2 separate regions of the Homo sapiens genome follow, and region 2 is linked to region 1. A link is a loop called in an ENCODE intact Hi-C map of the cell type or tissue named here. Cell type or tissue: A673. All regions are shown on one strand. Links, peaks and the distances in the headings refer to the core of each region. The heading gives the core; the rest is flanking DNA.

The links. A loop is a pair of places that touch in the nucleus more often than their neighbours do. Peaks named below come from ENCODE experiments on the same cell type or tissue, not always from the same donor. Only the 100,000 strongest peaks of a DNase experiment are listed, where the experiment ranks them.
Region 2: it touches region 1 in a loop (7-fold over the local background); 83 of 110 quality-filtered maps call a loop at or near these places.

What each region holds. Positions count from the first base shown.
Region 1 is chrX:2,810,427-2,816,281 of GRCh38, forward strand. XG (Xg glycoprotein (Xg blood group)) reads left to right here. Exons shown (of 11, transcript NM_001141919.2): 10 at 910-1,026; 11 at 3,938-5,855. The coding sequence ends at 3,954. Among named protein-coding and RNA genes, the nearest start is that of GYG2, 16 kb to the right of the region's middle. In A673, for the core only: a CTCF peak has its summit at 2,218 (motif pointing left); a DNase peak (open chromatin) is centred at 2,195; H3K27ac peaks cover 4,293 bases.
Region 2 is chrX:2,642,212-2,648,066 of GRCh38, forward strand. It overlaps the pseudogene CD99P1. Among named protein-coding and RNA genes, the nearest start is that of LINC00102, 30 kb to the left of the region's middle. In A673, for the core only: a CTCF peak has its summit at 2,547 (motif pointing right); a DNase peak (open chromatin) is centred at 2,560.

The DNA of each region.
Region 1 (5,855 bases), core at 1-5,000:
TTGAAAGCAAGCCTATCTGGCAGTTTTTAGTGGAACAATATTTTTGCATGAGTGGGCATTCTACATCTAAAAAGGCACAAAATAGTTTTGACATGTGCCTGTCATCCCAACTACTCAGGAGGCGGAGGCAGGAGGATCACTTGAGCCCAGGAGTTCAGGACGAGCTTAGGCGGCATAGTGAGACCCCATCTCTAAAAAAATAAATCAGGCCAGGCGCGGTGGCTCCCCTCTGTAATCCCAACACTTTGGGAGGCTGAGGCGAGTGGATCACCTGAGGTCAAGAGTTCGAGACCAGCCTGGCCAACATGGTGAAACCCCATCTCTACTAAAAATGCAAAAATTAGTTGGGCATGGTGGCATACACCTGTAGTCCCAGCTATTCGGGAGGCTGAGGCAGGAGAATCGCTTGAACCCGGGAGAAGGAGGTTGCAGTGAACTGAGATCACGCCACTGTATTCCAGACTGGGCGACAGAGCAACATTCCGTCTCAAAAAATAATAAGAAATAAATAAATAAATAAATAAATAAAATTAATTAAAAGGCATACATGAATTGACTTCAACAAACAAACAAAAATGCCAAGTGCCTCGTCTGTGCAAATCCTGGCCTTGGATGTCTTCAGTGGTAAAATGTGGTTGACAAGCTTGGCTCTTTGTGAAAACAGAATTACTTCCTAAGGTTTTTTTTTCTTTTTTTTTAAATTAAGTTTCTCTTTTTTTTCTGTGAATACAAGGGTGGGAAGGGACGTGATGGAGAAGTTACTAGATAGATGCAAAAGTTATTGCAGTTTTTGTCATTACTTTCAATGGCAAAAACCGCAATAACTTTTGGACCAACCTAATATTTAAGCAGTTTTCCTGCAGCCATGTTTTTTTCTCGGATGAGCTTGCTTTTTCTCCACTCCTGCAGGCAATATGGTAGCAAAAATCGTGTCTCCCATCGTATCCGTGGTGGTGGTGACACTGCTGGGAGCAGCAGCCAGTTATTTCAAACTAAACAATAGGAGAAATTGTTTCAGGACCCATGGTAAGTTTGGCTCTAAACATTGTTTTGCTTGTTACTAAGCCTGATTTAAAAAAAAAAATTACTTTCAGATGTCTGTCACTAGCAAGGTTATTTCTGGTTAAGTTCAATATACATAACTTGCCTAATAATGTGATTTTTTAAAATTTATTTTTATTCTTTTTGAGACAGAGTTACACTGTGTTGCCCAGGCTGGACTGCAGTGGCAGGACCTCGGCTCACTGCAACCTCTACCTCCTGGGTTCAAGAGATTCTCTTGCCTCAGCCTCCCGAACAGCTGGGACTACAGGCATGCACCACCACGCCTGGCTAATTTTTGTATTTTTAGTAGAGATGGGGTTTCACCATGTTGGCCAGGCTGGTCTTGAACTCCTGACCTCAAGTGAGCTGCCCGCCTTGGCCTCCCAAAGTTCTGAGATTACAGGCGTGAGCCACCGTGCCTGGCCAACAATTGGGTTTTCATGGTCAGGTGTGAGCTGTACCTTCCTCTAAACCTTGTTACAATGAGGCTGGCACATTATCTGTCTAATGTAAAAGAGGAGGAGAAAAAAAGGAAAGAAAAAGAAACAAACAAACAAAAATTACCAACCTACATTGCAAGACTATAAGCATGACGGTTGGTTTAACTACCTGTTCTGTTTTGTATTCAGTGAAATTTTCGTCACAGGCGAGTCAGGAAAAATACCTGGGTTGAATGTGAATGTTTTGCCCAGAACCCCACCCGCAAAGAAAACTACCGAAACACTGAATTATAAGCCTCTCTGAAATTCCGAAGGTGCGCTCAGACCATAGGGGAGAGGAAAGATCTGCTGTGGCTTCCTGGTTCAATGCCGGCTCCACACTCCTGGGTTTGAAGAATCACTTGGGATTTGAGAGCAGAGGATGCCCTAAAGAAATCTCTGAAACAACAGTCAGGGATTGTTTTATAGCCTAAAGAGTGACTCAGATCTTTAACTGGGTGTCTCTGGAGGCTTGGTTTAAACCTCAGGCCACCCACGTCAGAATCTGTCTGGAGTTTGCCCAGGGCCCTCTAACTCATACCTTCTTTGTGTCCCCGAAGGAAACCAGAAAGGGGTGCCCATTCCTACGGTGTTTGCTTTAGGATTTGCATTTGGCCTCAAAAATCCTAAAACCTTCCCATGCGCTCCCTCTGCTGGTGAATGGGCAGTATCAACCGTTAGCTAATGAACCTCCGTTTGGGGTGAGCCTCCGTCTACATTACGCCCCGTCCTGAAATTTTAGGAGGAAACTGAGTTTCTGAAAAACTGCCTTATTTTCCTGGCAACCTGAGAGCAGATTCTTGGGTTCAGTGACAACACTCTTTCACCCAACATGGCAGCCATCATTAACGAACACCACGTGTTAACTTCAGTAGCTTTTGTGGCAGTGATTTGTAAGCCTTTGTTAACCAAGGGCTGAAACTGAGTAAGCAGAGAGAGGCACCCATCTCCACAAGCACAAAATGTAAGGGCGGGGTACAGGGGTCCCCCACAAACTCAATAATCAAGGCAAATATATTTTAGTGCAATATTTTAGAAGGAAAATCATTGGAATGGGGGCCAGTTGAGTTTCTGAAATAGGTGTAGTTTTAAAAACGTGGATGATGCCTGCCCCATTTATCTGAGGTGGAAGGAAGCACGTTTTTGCTAAAGAGGTATAATGTCTTGAAGCTCTTTCATGCCTTTTGGCTGCCTGGTAAGTATTTTTGTCTACTTTCTCCATTGTACTTCGATGATACCCTCACCAGGTATTCCCAAGCACCAAGTTTATCTTCCCCTCCCTTAAAGTTCCTGAGATCAGAAAGGAGGATGTAGACAGAGTGAGCTGATGTTAGGGAGATCTCTTCAAGGGTGAGCAGTGACATTTATGTGGATCCTGGGCCTATATCACCTCGCTGGCTGTAAAGCCTTTATACTATCTAGGAAATATGTGCATGACAGCAAATACGTATGGGTTTGGTATCAAATGGGGCTCAGAGCTCTGCGAACTTGACTCTAAAGTTCCAGGCTGCTGCTAATGGTACCCAGCTGTCCACCTCTCCTTAGTTAGGTCATTAATTTTCTCTGTCTCCTAAAGGATGACGTACATGGTATACTAACCATATCCATGGTGATGTGGTGCAGTGCACAACCTGTGGAACTGTGTACCTGCTGAGGCCATACACTGAAGCTTGCACACTTTGTAGAGAAAGAGTTGTAGTAACAGAGCTACACAGATAGAAGCAGATGTCTGTCACTTGATGTGGACTTTTAAGAATCATACTTTGCTTTTATTTTATAAAGTGGAGCAAATGACAACATCACTTCAGAAGTTATAAAGACCAACAAGGCCATATTCGAAAAAAGAAGTTCCTACAAATATTAGTTTTAACCAAAAAGGAAGTTACTCAATTCATTTAAGATCATCAAAATCCTTAACAAATGGCAAAATGTCAAAAACAATGTTTTCAAAACGAATATTTGTTTCCAGATATGATTTTAACAGTTTTTAAATATTTTCTATTTTTAATTTTTCCTGCTTTATTGAGGTATAGTTGACAAATAAACATTGTATATATTTAAGATGTACAACTTCATTTCTGCATCATTTATTTGTTCTAATCTATCTCCTTCTGCCGAATGTAAAGCAGGTGTCATGTAGACAGCACATAGTCTGATCTTGGTTTTCTTTTTTTTAAAATAGATTTTTCATTCTTCTAGCTTTATTAAAGTATGATAGACAAACATTGTATATATTTAAGATGTGCAACTTCATTTCTGCTTCATTTTTTTCTGTTCTAATCTTCCTTCTCCTAAATCTAGAGCAAGAGTCTCTTGTAACAGCATAGAATTGGATCTTGGTTTTCTTTTTCTCTGTTTAATAAGACTTTTTTTTTTGCCCCCACAATGACATTTGTTTCTAATCTTCCTTTCAGAACCAGAAAATGTCTGAAGATGTTAAGATCCCCTGATTACTTTGAGAAAAACAACTAAAACAAGAACCGTGTTTATCACTGTTGTGGAGATTTCCTTTTATTCTTGACACAATTTGATGACCTAAAGTGTGTTTTCTTCTGTGTAAAGTACATGAGCTGCCTCACTAAGCATTCCCAACTCATTGAATGTGATGTGGTTATAAAGATAAGTTAGGCAGCTAGACCCTGCGTTCTAAAAAAGGATTGCTTGCAATGTTGGTTTGGCTATTCATTTGCACAAAGAGACTGTGGCTCTCTGTTGTGAGATCTTCAGCTACCTCATGGTGCAATAACACACACACGCTTAACCATGTTGATGGCACAAAGCGGTGAGCAGTAGGGAGGTAGAATATCTTGGTGGGGAGGGGATGTTATCAGCTTCTGGGAGATGAAGAATATTGTTGAGGTTCCAAAGATGCTGGACCTGTGCTAAATTCTTCAGTGATATGAAAAAATCATTGAGCATTCATTATTGCGAATGAAGTGGGGATGCATTATTTCTGACACCCACAAGCAGGGTTTGATCATCCTTTCAGCTTTGAGATATCTGCACATAAAATTATTATTACCTGAAGAAAATAAGGCTGCATTTTGAAATGTTAAGTGCAAAATGACTGATGTTAAAACCATCTGGGGGAAATCTTGGGATGCTTTTTCCTAGGAAATCATATGGTTGTGATATGTTTTGGCGCATAGGAGACAGAAATAGTGATTATCAGGCGTTGAGCCTTTTTGTAGTATTTTTAGTCTTTGATACTCTGTAAGTGCTAGTTCCTAAGGCACCAACATTGCATTCCTTGGTTTATACTTTTTCTATTCATCAGGGTAGGAAGTCTTAAATCCTTAGGCATCCAAGAAGTATACTAGCTTTTTGCTTCTCTTTTAGAAATACTTGTGGGGAGAGAAAAAAGGATGGTTTGGGCATATTGGTATAGTTTGAGTAAACTAAGGTTAATGTTCATATAACATTTAGACTTTGCCATAAATATCAGAACCAAAGATCAAGACATTCATGTACAGTCTGGAATGTATATATGGGGCCCATAAAAATTCCCAGTATGCATGTTTTATGCTCACCATTATGAATTGGGGTCTTCAAAGAGAGAAGGTTGAAAGTGGAAAGCACTTGAAAGGGCTCCCCGGTTTGTAAAATATCTTTAATCATTCACATTAGGTACCTCGGAGTTGCGGGTCTCAAATGTGGATTCATGCATCATTTGTGCAGTTTGAAGATAGTCCATATTTCCTATTTCAGTATTAGGTCCTGCAACACTTTTCAATTCTTGTAGAAGGTTTTTTTCAGGAGTGGTGATGTCTGATGCTCAATTACTATTTTCCCTATAAGAGTTTCAGCATGAGCTTAATTAAATTCTTGTGAAAAAACCTGTGTTTTTAGTTACACACACACACACACACACACCTACTTAAATGGAATCTAAACATTTTTAGCCTTTAATCCATTCCATTTTCTAAAACTGTCATAAACTATTTTTAATCATTTTAAATAAATGTAAAAGAAAAATAACTGGATTTGATTATTGAATAGTTTTTTTCTATATTTCACAAATAAATTGTATGAAATGACTGTAGAAGTGGCCCCAAAATTATGAACCTTCGTAGCTGTGAATATGATGCCATAAATCTCTTTTAAAGCTCAAGATAGACTATGAACATATGAAATACATAGTTACCTAATCATGAGACTAAATTCACCTGGGTGACAAGGCTAACGTTCAAGCTACTTAAGATGAAAATATTTGAATCATGATTGCTTGGGGGAACCTCTCTTTGAGGGGTCATGAGGACCACCTGCTGGGCATTCTGTTTTCATGCTGAGAAGGTGAGAATTGAACAGATGAGAAAAGCCTTGATAAAACGT
Region 2 (5,855 bases), core at 511-5,510, 170 kb before region 1:
TTACCACAGCTAGTCACCACTCACTGGGTGACTTCAGACAAAGAAAATTGACGTTGTCACCGTTCCAAAGACCAGAAGTCTGAGATCTAGGCGTGAGCAGGGCTGCGCTACCCTGGAGGCTCTAGGGGAGGATCCTTCCTGCCTCTCCCAGCTCCTGGGGGTTCCAGGTGTTCCTGGGCTTGTGGCCACATCACTCCAATCCCTGCCTCCATCTCCACGTGGCCGCCTCCTCTGTGTCTCCAAATCTCTATCTCCTTGTAAGGACACTAGTAATTGGATTTAGGGCCCACCCTAAATCTGGGATGATCTCATCTCAAGATCCTTCACTTAAGTATGTCTGCAAGGAACCTATTTCTAAATAAGATCCTGTTTCTACATTTTGAGGGTGAGGACATGCACATCTTTTTTTTCTTTTTTTGAGACAGACTCTCACTCTGTCACCCAGGCTGGAGTGCAATGGCACGATTTCAGCTCACTGAAACCTCCACCTCCTGGGTTCAAGCGATTCTCTTGCCTCAGCCTCCTGAGTAGTTGGGATTACAGGCGTCCACCACCACACCTGGCTAATTTTTGTATTTTTAGCAGAGACAGGGTTTTGCCATGTTGCTCAGGCTGGTCTCGAACTCCTGACCTTGTGATCCGCCCGCCTCAGCCTCGCAAAGTGGTGGGATTACAGACGTGAGCCACTGTGCCTGCCGCACATATCTTTTTATGACTCACAACAATATGCAACTCTGGCATGCAATCATGCTAGTGGTTTACTTGGGCAGACCCTCCAGGCCTGCGTGGCAAGGGAGTGGGGGTTCACGCCACAGCAAAGAGGAGGAAGGAAAACCCCTGTGCTTCAGCTTTTTCGGATCACAGGAAAGAGCAAACCCAGCAATTCAAGGGCAGCGGTCAAAGACTGCAGGTATAGAGCATGAGAAGCAGTGAGCACAGGGCTGGAGGGGGGCACAGAAATGGTAGCAAAGGTCAGGGATATGAGGGGATAGCTTGAGGTGGGGCCGACCTTCATGGGAGGGATGGCAGAAGGCGAAGATGATTCAAAGGGAGGATGGGGCACCGGTAACATCAGCTCCAGGAGCTCAGGAAAGTGTAGAAGGGAGCTCCTTCTCCATCCAAGACTGACCCCGTGTCTCTCACGCTTTGGTGCAAGGATGCATGGATGCTGAGACTCATAGGAAGGGTGTGTGAGGCATGAAGCATGTGGGAAGTGGAAAAAGGGAAAGAGGAGGAGAAGGGCTGTGGGGAAATAAGTGAGTAGAATTGAGGAAACAGACCATTGACTTAATTCTTGAAAGGATTCAAAGGCCAGGTGCAGTGGCTTATGTCAGCAACCCCAGTTACTCAAGAGGCTGAGAGAGGAGGATCACCTGAGACCAGGAGTTTGAGATCAGCCTGGGCAACATGGTGAAACTCCGTCTCTACTAAAAATACAAAAATTGGCTGGGCAGGCTGGTGGGCACCTGTAATCCTAGCTACTTGGGAGGCTGAAGCAGGAAAATTGCTTGAACCAGGAGGCATAGGTTGCAGTGAGCTGAGGTCGTGCCATTGCACTCCAGCCTGGGCGATAGAATGAGACTCTGTCTCAAAAACAAAAAAACAAAACAAAAAAGATACGGGTTGAGCACAGTTGCTCATCCCTGTAATCCTAGCACTTTGGGAGGTTAATGCAGGAGGATTGCTTGAGACCAGGAATTCAAGTCCAGCCTGGGCAACATAGTGAGACCCCATCTCTAAAAAAACAACAAGAAAAACACAAAAATATACATCATGACACCTGTATTCACACTCCTCATATACTGCAGACAAATGCCATTTTGAAGAGAGGGAGCTTTATTCCTGAGTGGGCGGAGGAAGAAGGATGAATTGAGGAAGTGTGTTCATTACTTGTCAGCTGCCAACACTGAAAACAACACATGTTTATTTTCTTACATTTCTGTAGGTCAGGAGTCTGAAATGGATTTCACTATTTTAAAATCAAGGTGTTGGGAGGCTTGCAGTCTCTCCAGAATCTCTAGGAGAGAATTCATTTCTTACTTTTTCTAGTTTTTACAAGCCACCTGCCATCCTTGGCTCATTAGCCGTTACCCCATCTTCAAAGCACATGACTCCGACCTCTGCTTCCATCCTCACATCCCTTTTTTCTGCGGTTAAATATCTCCCTTCCTCTCCTTATAAAAGCCCTGGGACCCCACTGTGATTCCATAGATCATTCAAAAAATGTCCCCATCTTAAGAACCTTACCTGAATCCTATCTGCAAATTCCTCTTTGTCCTAAAAGTTCACAAGTTCTAAGAATTAGGATGTGGGCATCTCTGGGGACCAGGATTGTACCTGCCACATAGGGTTTGAACACCTGATGGGATCTGGGAGCCTGATGAGGGAGGGTGTCACCCCTGAGGGGCTGGGTCAAAGTGAACCAAGTAGCTAGAACAGGTGGTCACAAGAAGTTGGTGATTCCCAAGGGCACCAGCTTGGGAGAAGTAAGTGGGGCAGCTGGGGACCCCTCCACCTCTAGGGTCATGGATTTGGAGCCAGGCACTGAGAGCCTCCCACCAGGAGAGGGCACCGTCTACATATAAAGAGAAAGATAGGCCGGGCACAGTGGCTCCTGCCTGTAATCCCAGCACTTTGGGAGGCCGAGGTGGGTGGATCATCTGAGGTCAGGAGTTCGAGACCAGCCTGGCCAACATAGTGAAACCCCGTCTCTACCAAAAATACAAAAATTAGCCGGGTGTGGTGGCGGGTGCCTGTAATCCCAGTTACTCGGGAAGCTGAGACAGGAGAATTGCTTGAACCCAGAAGGTGGAGGTTACAGTGAGCCAAGATCACACCACTGCACTCCAGCCCGGGCTGGAGTGAGACTCAGTCTTAAAACAACAACTAGCTGGGCGTGGTGGCACACACCTGTAATCCCAGCTACTTGGGAGGCTGAGGCACGAGAATCGCTTAAACTTGGGAGGCGGAAGTTGCAGTGAGCCGAGATCACGCCACTGCACTCCAGCCTGGCTGACAGAGCGAGACTCCATCTCAAAAAAGAAAAAAAAAAAAAAAAAGAGAGAGAGAAAGATACACATTGTATATGCAGCAGGACCAGGCCTAAAAGCAACTAACACTAACAGAGAAGTTTTCAAACCTCAGGAAGATGGACCCAAGCCATATCACTGGCTTCTTTTCAAGGGAAAATTTGATTTTTTTTTCCCTTAACTGAACTCTTTTGGGCCACCCTGTTGACTGTAATGAGCACAGACTGCGTTTATCGTGGGAAATGAACTTTGCAATGAATTACTCCAAGAAATGATGCCGTTAGCAATGGGTACATGAGTGGAAGCAACAGCAGCGTGGGATCAGAGCCAGGATCTGAGAGATGCAGAGCTGGGAGGCAGGAGAAAGCTGTCTGGGAGCAAGCAGAGGGTGCTAGACCCAATGAACATGGCAAGCAAGGCTAGACCCTGAGGACAGTCAAAGGGCCATTTTCAAGGTTGAGGACTGACTGTGGCCTCACTGTGTTCCCCTCCATGGCACGCCATACCTGAGCTCCTCTTTCCCTCCTCACTGAGCCCCACAGGATCCTCGGTTCCATCGACCACAGGCCCTTTGCACGTACCACACTTGCTACACAAAACTTTCTGCCTCTACCTTGTGCTGTCTTCATACTTCAATTGTCAGCTCCACTGTTAGCTCCATGGTCACTTGCCCTTAAAAGTTCACATCTGTGGCCGGGTGCAGTGGCTCACTCCTGTAATCCCAGCACTTTGCGAGGCCGAGGCGGGCGGATCACGGGGTCAGGAGATTGAGACCATCCTGGCTAGCACGGTGAAACCCCATCTCTACTAAAAATACAAAAAAAATAGCTGAATGTGGTGGCATGTGCCTGTGGTCCCAGCTACTCAGGAGGCTGAGGCAGGAGAATCACTTGAACCTGGGAGGCGGAGGTTGCAGTGAATGGAGATTGCGCCACTGCACTCCAGCCTAGGCGACAGAGCGAGACTCTGTCTCAAAAAAATTTAAAAAAAAATAAAAAAGTTCATATATCTGTGTCCCTGCCTGACCCAAGCTGACCATGTTATAAGCATCTAGAAGCCTCACCTCCTTACTGCGGCTCTGACCACGGCACTACTTTTATATCCTGTGGGCAATTTTGTTTAAATATCCGCTTTCCTCGTTAGACGCTAAGCAACATGGGAGTGAGTGTCTGGCCATGGTTTGCTCATCTGTGCATCTCCAGGACTGGCTGGGTTCCTGGGTATGAAGAAGCAGCGGTCCACACACATGGGTGAACCTGTGCTTCTTCTCACCACTACACTGCTTGGCTTCCTTATTTCCTTCCTGTCACCTGGAATGCCTACCCTGTACTTCTCTCCAGCTCCAACACCATCATTTACCACCTCGTTCAGCTCCCAGGCATCCTAGAAGCCTTTCCTGACCACAGGGGTGCATCGTGGTGCACAATTCCTTCAGCTGCCACTATGGTGCAAGATGAGTCTAGAAGAACAGTTTTGCTGTGCGGTCACCCTTACTCACTATTGTGATTTTGCCTTTAACATATTGAAAAAGACACAGAAAACACACACCATCCGATCAGTTAGTTGCAGACACATCGCCCGATGCTAAGAATGTGCTGTGTTTTAAATTGACGTCTGTTGGCTCTTCAGCTTCTGCTCTGGGCTTCTTATGTCCCCACTCGGCCCTGAATCCCATTCCCCCAAATCTCAGTAACTTTGGTGGCTTTTGCACCAGCCAAAATCAGATCCTAGGTCTTGAGCAAAACCAAGAGCAAGGAAAAAAATCCCACATGGGAATCTGAGACCTCACTCTAATGACTTCAGTTGCTGTTGACTTGATTTCCTTCAACTGCCGAAGGAGGTTAGAACAGTTTCCTCTTGCTTCTAGGACAAAGCATCACAGACTTTGCAGCTTAAAACAATGCACATTTCTTTGCTTACAGTTCTGGAGGTAAGAAGTCTGAAATTAGTTTCCTGGGGCTCCCATCAAGGTGTCAGCAGGGCTGGCTTCCTTCTGGAGGCTCTAGGAGAGAAACGGTTTGCTTGACATTTCCAGCTTCTAGAGGCTGCCTACACGCCTTATTATGTAGCTGCTCCCTCCATCTTCAAAGCCAGCAGTGTAGCATCTTCCAATCTCTCTCTAACTCTGACCCTCTTGCTTCCCTCTTTCCATGATAAAGACCCATGTGATAACATTGGTCCTACCTGGGTAATCCAGTAATGTCTTCTCATCTCAAGCTCAGCTGATCAGCAACTTTCATTCCATCTGCAACCTTCATTTCCCTTGCACAGGTTCTGGGAATCAGGACATGGATATCTTTGGAGCCTGCTATTGCTTCTACCTACAACTGGTGTTACAAGACTTGGCCCACTTAATCTTGCAAATTCTTTCTGCCCCTCTCCTGTGCTTAATGAGATCTGTTCTCTATGAATGTTCAGGACCTCAGGAGTAGGGACCCCAAAGGCTGGGGGCAAAGTAGATGTGACAGGTGCCAAGCATAGGATGTGTGACCAGATTCGGTCATGTGATTACATTGTGAAGTGACCCAGGCATTTTCATTAAGAAGGAAAGTGGTTGTAGGAGGAGGAAATTGAACACAACCCACACATGGGTGGTTGGAAAATCTGAGACCTCTCGTGGGCATGCTCATCCATTTCACTCACCGGTACAGGGGAAATTCTTAGACCTGTCAGTGCAACTATTTGAAATAAACATCCAAGAAAGGCAGCAAACTTCAGGTAGGATGAAGTCAGAAGTCCACCCTGAAGCACAGTAAAAGCCACAAGACAGAAGTGACTGATCCCATCCCAGGGATCCTAAAGAAGATTATCATCAGACTTCTCATT